Linked DNA regions of Homo sapiens: region 1 is linked to region 2. Evidence: read pairs that join two places in POLR2A ChIA-PET (ENCODE). Cell type or tissue: Panc1. All regions are shown on one strand. Each heading gives the region's core, and the rest is flanking DNA. Links, peaks and the distances in the headings are about the cores only. Region 1 overlaps FHL3 (four and a half LIM domains 3). Region 2 overlaps INPP5B (inositol polyphosphate-5-phosphatase B).

Region 1 (5,211 bases), core at 1-5,000, 120 kb before region 2:
AGCTGAGCCTCTGAAGTTCCCATTGCTTGGCTGATTCCCCGGGAGGGAAGGCCCAACCTCTCACACTGGCCTCTTCTACCATTCATTAGTCCAGCACCTCTCTAGCATTCCACTGTTTTCTGGATCAGGAGGGGCAGGCACAGCCCATTCCCGTCTCTAAGTTCTGTACTCCAGAGCTCTGGTTAAGGGTTCCTTTATCCATATTCCTAAAGTCCCTTCCTGGGAGTCAGGAGAGGGTGGGAGTACTGCTCATAAGGAGTAGAGTGGGGTGGCTCCCTGCCCCTGCTTCTCCCACGCTGGGGACAGTCGGGACAGTGGAGGCTAGACGCTGGCTGGGACAGGAAATGAGTCACTGACCCAGGAAAAGCCCCCTCCCCCTAGATCTGCTAGGGCCTAGATAAGAAAACAACTTCTGCTTCCTGGTTTTTTTCCTGACCTCTTCCTACCCCGAGTTAAATACAGAAAGAAACATGTGGGATTCCTGGTTTCCCAGAAGCACCCCTTCCCCATCCCCACCTACTCTGAACTGGCATTTCCTATGCCGGGTCTCTTGGCTGTGTTTTGAATGCAGAGGCCTCTTTGCCAGGAGCCAAGCCACAGCCTCTCTGTGTGACCCCAGTTCCACCTTGTGCTCCTAACAGGGTTCTCTCCCCTTGCCACCATGAGCGAGTCATTTGACTGTGCAAAATGCAACGAGTCCCTGTATGGACGCAAGTACATCCAGACAGACAGCGGCCCCTACTGTGTGCCCTGCTATGACAATACCTTTGCCAACACCTGTGCTGAGTGCCAGCAGCTTATCGGGCATGACTCGAGGGTAAGGAGAGGGCCAGGCCAGGCAGGAGGTGGGTGGTGACCAGTGGAAGGGGGCAAAGGATGGGTCCATGAGGCCTGGGTGCCAGTGCCCCTGCTGTGTTCCCCACAGGAGCTGTTCTATGAAGACCGCCATTTCCACGAGGGCTGCTTCCGCTGCTGCCGCTGCCAGCGCTCACTAGCCGATGAACCCTTCACCTGCCAGGACAGTGAGCTGCTCTGCAATGACTGCTACTGCAGTGCGTTTTCCTCGCAGTGCTCCGCTTGTGGGGAGACTGTCATGCCTGGTATGTGTTCAGGGGCTCATCTTGTGTGAGAACTGGCATCTGCGTAGGGTCTTTGCATGTGTCTGTCTGATACATGGAGACTTGGTCTGTGTAAAGACCTGCATACACAGCATGTTTCTGGAAATTTAGTATATACGGGATCTGTTTGCCTGGTATACTCCTGGGGGCTACTATGTACAGGCAGATTGACACATGTGATACATACTTGGGGGCTTAGCATGTGTGAATATCTGCATGTTTAGTACAGGTAGGAACTAGAGGTGTGCTGAGACTGTCATGCTTGTTGCATTGGGTCTTAATGTATGCAGAAGCAGATAAACAGAGGGCTTAACATGTGTGGGGACCTGCATGCCTAATAGAAATGCTGGGACTCAGCACCTATGGAGAATGGTGTGCCGAGGAGATGCGAGGGCTTAGCATGTACCGAACCTGTCATGCCCAGGGCATTAGAACTTTGTGTGGGCAGATACTTACTTGCCTGGTACATGTGGGGTCCCATGTGAGTGCTAAAATCATCACATCTGTTATATGAGGGCTTAGCTCTTAGTGAGACTTCATGACTGTTACATGGAGGCTTGATGTGTGCTGAAATTGTCATCTCTGGGACATATGGGGGCTTAACATAGGCCAAAACCCTCGTGTCTAGCTGGGTCATCATGTCCGGTGTCTGGGGAGAGGTTAGCATGTGTAATATACATAGGGCGGGGGGGTTCTTGCTGCATGTGCACGGACACCACCCTGCTCACGCTGAGAGAGGAGTGGAGACTCCTGGGGAAGTTACAGAGGGTGGCCCTCAGGAGCATGGGACACAACCTCTAAATGGGACCCCTGTTCCCCACAGGGTCCCGGAAGCTGGAATATGGAGGCCAGACATGGCATGAGCACTGCTTCCTGTGCAGTGGCTGTGAACAGCCACTGGGCTCCCGTTCTTTTGTGCCCGACAAGGGTGCTCACTACTGCGTGCCCTGCTATGAGAACAAGTTTGCTCCTCGCTGCGCCCGCTGCAGCAAGGTGGGGGCTGGGCCAGCCAGGTGGGGGTGAGTGAGGCCTGTTGTGGGGTGGGAATCCCCACTCATACCTACTAATGGATGCTGCCCCCACAGACGCTGACACAGGGTGGAGTGACATACCGTGATCAGCCGTGGCATCGAGAATGTCTGGTCTGTACCGGATGCCAGACGCCCCTGGCAGGGCAGCAGTTCACCTCCCGGGATGAAGATCCCTACTGTGTGGCCTGTTTTGGAGAACTCTTTGCACCTAAGTGCAGCAGCTGCAAGCGCCCCATCGTAGGTGGGACAAGGGTCAAAGAACGGAGTGGGTAGGGTGCAGGCAAGGGAGTGGGATGTGGTATTGGGTGAGGTTGAGGGCCGGACCATCCCCACATCTGCATAGCTAACTTCCAGCCTCCCTCCAGGACTCGGTGGAGGCAAGTATGTGTCCTTTGAAGACCGACACTGGCACCACAACTGCTTCTCCTGCGCCCGCTGCTCTACCTCCCTGGTGGGCCAGGGCTTCGTACCGGATGGAGACCAAGTGCTCTGCCAGGGCTGTAGCCAGGCAGGGCCCTAAGCCAGGGCTCCTGGACCCAGGCTTTCCCATACCACGGGCCCAGGACTGTGGCTCCTTTTCTAAACCACCTCTGGGACTCAGCTCCCCCCGCCAAAAAAAATGGGTCTCCTTCTGGGCTCCAGGATTGTCTCCCCACTCCAGCATCCCCAAACTGGTACTCCCTGACCCAGGGCCCCAAACCTGGGCTCTTACAGAGCCTCCATGAGTCAAGCCCCCTCCCCACACCTGGACTCCAGAATTCACCCTCTCCCCTGCAGTCTGGGTTCCCAGACTGAGTCCTCTCCCCAAATCAGGGCTCTAGACCCGAGCCCTCCAAACCTGGACTCTGGGACTTAGGCCCCCTTAAATCTAGACTTCTCTTTATAGGTTTCAGGTCTCCTATGGGTGCCTGGGAAGTCCTTGAAAGTGGACTGTTCTCAGGCTTGACCTGCCCCACCCCATCCCCGCGGTTGAGGCTGTGGGGGCAGCAGATCAGGAGCCCACTGATAAGGGGCCCTAGGGTACAGGGTGCTGCCCAGCAGGTCGCCACCGAGTGTCTTCTCATTTTATTTCAGCTCCATTTTGCCCATAGATGGGCAGAGGGGTGAGATTGGCTCATCCCCCTTCCAGATTCTGCAATAAAGCGGTGTGAGGAAGCAGGGGCCTCCGTGTGTGTGTGTGTGTGTGTGTGTGTGTGTGTGTGTGTGTGTTCAGGGTATAATGGGGAAGGAAGGGTTTTTGCAGACTGGGAGGCTCAGAATCTCTGCTAGACCTCATCCTTGCAGGGTGGGGTGGAGGGGGGCCGGGCCATGGGGTGGGAAGTCTCTCCCCATGAAGGGGATCCCCGCCACAGCTACCCTCCCTCTGGAGCTCGTCCTGCCTCCCTGCTGGCAGAGGGCTTTTTCCCTCATGTAGGGAAGGGAGGGGTTTGGGGGAGGTTCCAGATGAAAGCCAGGGTGGCGGTGGGGTTCCTTAATTGGCTGGTACGAATAGTCTCCTCCGCCAACAGCCCTGCCCAAAGCCCGCAGAGCAAGGACCTGGTTCCGATCCCCAGTCTGGGCCCAGACCCTCTCAGCCCCCTTCCCCCTCTTCCCAAGGATTAGCAAGGGCGGCCCAGGATCCTCTCGCGGCCGCACGTTTTTTGCCAAAAAAGGCAAGGATGCAGCTGCACACGCCGCGGGAACATCTGGATCCGATTCCCGGCATGAATGGGTCACGCCCCGTCCCCCGCCAACAGTGATTCAAGTCAAGGGTGGAGGCGGGAATGAGCGAGGGGGGCTGTCCCCCAAAGTGGGGAGATGGGCGGGGCGACGCTCCCCTCGCCCGCCCGGCGTCCGACGTCCCTTGTCCCTGACCCTGGCTGCCGCGGTCTGGGCTCGGCCGACCGTCCGGCTGTCGGGGCAGGTATGCGCACACAGTGGCGCCCACAGCTGCCTGCAGCGAGGCCCGGCCCTGGGCAGGCGGACCCTCGGCGCCCTGGAGTGGGAGAGCCCCTCCGGCCCGGCGGAAACCGCCAGATTGTATGTATCTCATATTAATTCCTCCCGTCCTGTGGGCGGGCATTATTACTTCCATTACACAGAGGTGGAGACGCCTGCAGTCAGCTGCCCCAAGTCACATAGGTAGTCACTGGTAGATCCTGGACTCTAACCGCTTTCTGAAGCCATGGTTGACATTTTCTTTTCTTTTTTTTTTTTTTATTTTACTTTAAGTTTCAAGATACGTGTGCAGAACGTGTAGGTTTGTTACATAGGTATACGTGTGCACGGTGGTTTGCTGCAACTATTGACCCGCCCTCTTAAGTTCCCTCCCCGACATTTTCAACAAACTTTTACGAATGCCTACCACGTGTGTTTATAATTAATAATTACCACATATGCTTACGGTTTTATTTGTTTCTCTCTCCCACCAGCCTAAGGACTGAGATCCTGCCTGCCTTGCTCCCCGCTCTCGTTCTCAGCTCCCGGCACTTACTATGTGTTCAGTAAATACTTGTTGAGGAAGAGCAGTCCAAGCATAGAAAACAACTGGCGCAAAGGCCTGGAGGCCTGAGAACATACGGTGCTTTGGGGAAGTAGCAAGTAATTCCATTTGGAGGAAGTGCCAGGAGAGTAAAATGGCAGGCAGAGCCCAGGTCCTAAAAAGCCGAATGCCAAGTTGCACAGACCTCACCCTGCAGGAAATGCAGCCTATGGAACTGTTTAAGCAGGGGCCTGTGATGAGCAGAGTTGTAGACAGATCATGCTGGCTGCAGCATGAATAATGGAGTGGAGGGGTAAGATGAGCAGGCTGGTTCGGAGGCTAGTGTAGTGTGGTCCGGGTGAGACATCTTGCAGCAGGTAGCAGCTCGAGTGGAAAAGGCAAGACTTGCTGCCTGGAGTGGGGATGAAGAAACATTTAGGGGCAGGAAGGCATCAGGTTTGAGACACAGTGACTGGAGGATGGTGGTGGTAAGGCGGTCCACCCACCTAACAGGAAGTGAGAGATGTGCAGCTACAAAATTGTTTGATTTATTTCAATACAAACATTTTTCAGACTTAACATCTTAGAAACCCAGACATAT
Region 2 (5,479 bases), core at 256-5,255:
AGCTAAGGAGAACACAAGGCTGTTTATAATGAACTTGGACCAAGATAATTGAGCAAGCATCACATTAGATTATTAAATGGGATGGCGAGAGAAAAAAATTTTCCGAACAGTTGAGCCATTTTCCCACCCACCTCCCAAGAGGCTGAGCCTCAGGGGCCTTTGTCAGAAGCACCCTGGGTAGATCAGGTTAAAGTTCCTCCTAAACCCTGTTACCTTTGTGCTCTGTCCTCACAGTGTGATCTTGTGGCTGGGGGACCTCAACTACAGGATAGAAGAGCTGGATGTGGAAAAAGTGAAAAAGCTCATCGAAGAGAAGGACTTTCAAATGCTGTATGCATATGATCAGGTACAGATGGCCACCTGTGCCCTCTTCCAGCAGCTGTCCTCCACCATGAGGGCACAGAAAAGCCTGGCTTCCAAACTCGCAGCCTCTTCCTCCTTGGCTTGGGAGGTTTCCCTGAGTTCCTGATGTTGTCCAGTCATTTCTTCATTTCATCTGCATTTCCCTCTTCCATAGTTGTCTCCCCATTGGCTCTCTCCTGAAGCACCTTGTCTCCTGTGGGAGCAAGAGCATGTTCTCTCTCTCACCTTGTCATTCATTTATTCAAGAGGTCTGAAGTTAGGGCTAAAAGAGTACCAAGCTTCTATAAAGAAAGGACTTGGTATATTTAAGATGATGTAATAATTGTTTTTAGAATGAGCCTCCTTCTCCTCTGTGCTTCTCGTCACCACACTTCTCTAGTGTGAGTGACAGCTCTTCCCAAGTGGCTTTCCTCACTTTCTGTAGGAATCACTTCTGTAACCTGCTGTTCTCCATCATTGCTTGACGTAGCGTTTCCTTCTCAGAGCACTCGCTGTTTCACAGTACAAGAGAATCTGTTTCCCTGTGACTTTCTTCTGGCTACTTCTTTCAGTAGATTTCAGACCTGTTCAGGTGGTCAGGTTGTTCAGAATGTTAAAGTCCTTTTTTGTTGTTGTTGTTCTATATCCTCCCTTTTAGTAACCTTAGTATTGTCATTAGTCTAAATCTTTCTATTATCTTTTTTTTTTTTTTGAGACAGAGTCTTGCTCTGGCACCCAGGCTGGAGTGCAGTGTTGTGACCTCAGCTCGCTGCAACCTCTGCCTGCTGGGTTCAAGCAATTCTCCTGCCTCAACCTCCCAAGTAGTTGGGACTACAGGCACGTGCCAGTATGCCCGGCTAATTTTTTATATTTTTAGTAAAGACGGGGTTTCACCGTGCTGGCCAGGCTGGTCTCGAACTCCTGACCTCGTGATCCATCCACCTCAGCCTCCCAAAGCACTGGGATTACAGGCATGAGCCACCGCGCCCAGCCTCTATTATCTTTTTTTCCCCAGTGCAGATTAATTAAAGAAAAAGATTCTCAACTTAGTTATGTCTTTCTCTGTTTATCTCCTCTGTGTTCTGGTCTGAGGCATTCTAATTTCTCTTGTAGTTTGATACCCATCTCTACTTGCCTTCTTTTCTGGTCTTTCCTGAAGTAGTTGTACCCATTTTGTGTGTTATCTGCCTACCACATGGTTTTAAGCTCTATATGTAAGGGTCAGCTTACATTCATACCTACATTTTTACTATTTTCTGTTGCTTTTTAAATAGTTTTTTCAGGAATTTGGCAAGTAGTATCTACTAAATAGCTGACCATGTGCAATGTTAGAGCTGATAGTTCTTCACCAGTCCGTGTAGTGCCAAGTGTGGTGCTCCAGGGAAGAGGGAAGAGCACCTGTGGTTTTGATCTTGCTGAGAGTGTGATCTGGAAGGCGCTCCTAAAATTAATAGGAAGGATGCTAGCTGTTTTCCTAATGTGTCAGGCACTGTTTAAGTTGACAGTGAATCTTTCTAAAGACCCTATGAGGTAGATTCTATTATAAATCCAAAATTTACAGATGGAGAAACCAAGGCACAGAGCTTCCCCCAGTTCGCATAACTAATTTGACAACGCAGTTCTATCTTTATGTATATTTGGAGCAACTGTGCTACACAGATGAAGTGTTTGATACCTGGAAGAGAAAAACTATTAGTTTGTTAAGTGGTACCTAATCCTCTTAAAGATATCTCAGTAAGATGATACTCAGGCCCTTTGGGTGTAGCTATGCTCTTATGAAAGAGCCTTAGCCAGACACAATGGCTTGCACATGCAATCCCAACACTTTGGGAGACCAAGGCGGCAGGATCACTTGAGGCCAAGAGTTTGAGACCAGCCTAGGCAATATAGTGAGACCCTGCCTCTAAAAGATTTTTAAATATAGCTGTGTGGTGTTGCACAGCTGCAGTCCCAGCTACTTGGGAGGCTGAGGCAGGAGGATTGCCTGAGCCCAGGAGATGGAGGCTGTAGTGAGCTATGGTCGCACAATGGCACTCCAGCCTGGGTGACAGAGTGAGACTGAAAAATAAAAAACATTAGGCTAGGCGCTGTGGCTGACGCCTGTAATCCCAGCACTTTGGGAGGCCGAGGTGGGTGGATCACGTCAGGAGTTCGAGACCAGCCTTGCCAACATGGTGAAACTCTGTCTCTACTAAAAATACAAAAGTTAGCCAGGCGTGGTGGCATGCGCCTGTAATCCCAGCTACTCAGGAGACTGAGGCAGGAGAATCACTTTAACCTGGGAGGTGGAGGTTGCGGTGAGCCGAGATTGCGCCATTGCACTCCAGCCTGGGTGACAGAGCGAGACTCCGTCTCAAAATAAATAAATAAATAAATAAATAAATAAAACATTAAAAACTTAAAAAATAAAAAATAAAAACCATATACAGGCAAAAGAGTGGTCAGCTTGTCCACTTCCTAGGAGTTAGCTAACTTAAGATCTTACAGAATAACTTTCTTTTGGGGCTTTTTCCTTTGGGTTAGAGTTTGAATTCCAGATTGATATGCTTTTCTCCACTAATTCAAAGTTTGACCTTTTTATTCTGATATTTTTTTTTCTCCCATCCTTTTGTATAGCTGAAAATTCAGGTGGCCGCAAAGACTGTCTTTGAAGGCTTCACAGAGGGTGAGCTCACATTCCAGCCTACTTACAAGTATGATACGGGCTCTGACGACTGGGATACCAGGTAGGTCAGAGGTTGCTTCAAAGGGTTGAGCAAACGGAAACCCAGAAATTCTGGGAAGTACTTGCCCTTTTGGACCTAAGGAAGAATATATGCTTCCTGTGACTTTTTCCCTATGTTTTGCACTCTGATCAAACATTTTCTCTCAGTATCTGCTCATGAAGCAGGCTTCTTTCCCATGTATTAACTTTGTGACTGCCTTAGCCTTTGTTCCATAATTTTAATACTGGTTTACTTTTTAGCTGTGCCTAGGATGAGATGATTCCAACTAACTTAGCTGGTACTTGGACATTACACAGTAGTTAATATTTTTGTTTGTTTGTTTGTTTTGAGACAGAGTCTTGCTCTGTCATCCAGGCTAGGGTACAATGGCTGGATCTTGGCCCACTGCAACCCCTGCCTCCCGAGTTCAAGCGATTCTCCTGCCTCATCCTCCCAAGTAGCTAGGATTACAGGCATGTGCCACCAGGCCCAGCTAATTTTGTAGAGACAGGGTTTCACCATGTTGGCCAAGCTGGTCTTGAACTCCTGACCTCAAGTGATCCGCCTGCCTCAGCCTCCCAAAGTCAGTAGTTAATATTTTTATTAGTGCTTACCATGTGCCATGTACTATTTGATGCCCTTGTTATTTTCTCATTTAATCCTCAAGAACCTGTTGAAGTAGGTATGATTTATTAACCTCATTTTATGAGATTGGAAACTGAAGCATAGAAAAATTAAAGAGGCCCCCAAGCAGACAAGGGGTACAGGTAGGATTTGAACCCAGGCAGTGGGAATTCAGAGGCTGTTCTCTTAACTAGCATCTTTTTTTTTTTTTGAGACGGAGTCTCACTCTGTCGCCAGGCTGTAGTGCAGTGGCACAATCTCGGCTCACTGCAACCTCTGCCTCCCGGGTTCAAGCAATTCTCCTGCCTCAGCCTCCCGAGTAGCTGGGACTACAGGCACACACCACCATGCCCAGCTAATTTTTGTATTTTTAGTAGAGACGGGGTTTCACCATGTTGGCCAGGATGGTCTCAATCTCTTGACCTCATGACCTCCTGACCTCATGATCCCCCTGCCTTGGCCTCCCAAAGTGCTGGGATTACAGGCGTGAGCCACCGTGCCTGGCCTTAACCAAGATCTTTTAAAGACCATAGGCTGGGTGCGGTGGCTCACGCCTGTAATCCCAGCACTTTGGGAGGCCGAGGCGGGCAGATTGCCTGAGCTCAGGAGTTCAAGACCAGCCTGGGCAACATGGTGAAACCCCACCTCTACTAAAATACAAAAAATTAGCCAGCCATGGCGGTGCACACCTATAGTCCCAGCTATTCGGGAGGCTGAGGTAGGAGAATTGCTTGAACCTGGGAGGTGGAGGTTGCAGTGAGCTGAGATCACACCACTGCACTCCAGCCTGGGCGACAGAGCAAGACTCCATCTCTATAAAAATAAATAAATAAATAAATAAAAATAAAAAATAAAGACCATAGCATGCTTACTGTCAGATTGGTTTTTTAATTCTCTCCTGATTCTCATAGGAGGATAAAGATCAGAGAATCAGTCTGAACTCTGTTTTGGCTTTGAGCTTTCATGGTTGTTTTGGATGATACCCACAGGATACATGTTATCCCTTGGTGGGCCCGAATTGCTCTTGCTGCCTCAGATGACTTAGCCACATGGACATGAAGGCCCTGATTCATCACTCCCCACCTGAGCCAGGGCACTCGCCAGGCAGCGGGCACTGCTGTTTCTGTGAGTACTTCCAGTGTGGACTTTGCATTTCAGTGAGAAGTGCCGTGCTCCTGCCTGGTGTGATCGGATTCTCTGGAAAGGGAAGAACATCACTCAGCTGAGTTACCAGAGCCACATGGCCCTGAAGACCAGTGACCACAAGCCTGTCAGCTCAGTGTTTGACATCGGGGTAGGTGGCAGCTGGTACCTGTTGTAATCATTCTGGAGGGAATTGGCTTTCACAACTAAGACCATTTCTTGTCTTTCTGGTTTCTTCCTCTCCTTTTGAGAGGGAAGAAGCCCCTTTTAGGACAATTTAAAACAATTATTAACAACTTGGTTAATAATTGTTTTAGTATGCCTCTGCATTTTTCCTCATACATGGAAGTTCCCTTTTGCATTTTTGAACTGTCTCTTTGCAGACCTTTCTCTATGCGTTTATAAATGGGTGTGTCAGTATTGTGTATACAACATTGAGGATATTTTTCCTTTTTTGTAAAAGAGATCATATTATACATTTTGCTCTGAGGACATCTTTTTTTCCCTGACTGAATATGTCTTAGGAGATCTTTCCAGGACAGTGAAGGTAGAGCTTTCTTCTCATTATTTTTAAAGGTTGCAAAGTATTCCATAGTATGGATGAGCCATAATGTATGTATTGATGATCATAAAGTTATTTCCAAAGTTTTGCTATTATACACAGT

Evidence for each region. Peaks named below come from ENCODE experiments on the same cell type or tissue, not always from the same donor. Only the 100,000 strongest peaks of a DNase experiment are listed, where the experiment ranks them.
Region 1: POLR2A ChIA-PET joins it to region 2 with 9 read pairs; 8 of 35 experiments call an interaction of 5 or more read pairs at or near these places.

The regions. Positions count from the first base shown.
Region 1 is chr1:37,994,863-38,000,073 of GRCh38, reverse strand. FHL3 (four and a half LIM domains 3) reads left to right here. Exons shown (of 6, transcript NM_004468.5): 2 at 642-817; 3 at 926-1,100; 4 at 1,942-2,111; 5 at 2,204-2,390; 6 at 2,515-3,304. The coding sequence starts at 662. The coding sequence ends at 2,669. Among named protein-coding and RNA genes, the nearest start is that of SF3A3, 7.4 kb to the right of the region's middle. RefSeq lists enhancers at 1-575, 1,665-2,586 and a silencer at 3,163-3,457. In Panc1, for the core only: no CTCF peak of the experiment used is centred there; no DNase peak of the experiment used is centred there; H3K4me3 peaks cover 1,493 bases; H3K27ac peaks cover 2,313 bases.
Region 2 is chr1:37,877,674-37,883,152 of GRCh38, reverse strand. INPP5B (inositol polyphosphate-5-phosphatase B) reads left to right here. Exons shown (of 24, transcript NM_005540.3): 14 at 235-346; 15 at 2,959-3,068; 16 at 4,830-4,965. Among named protein-coding and RNA genes, the nearest start is that of MTF1, 21 kb to the right of the region's middle. In Panc1, for the core only: no CTCF peak of the experiment used is centred there; no DNase peak of the experiment used is centred there.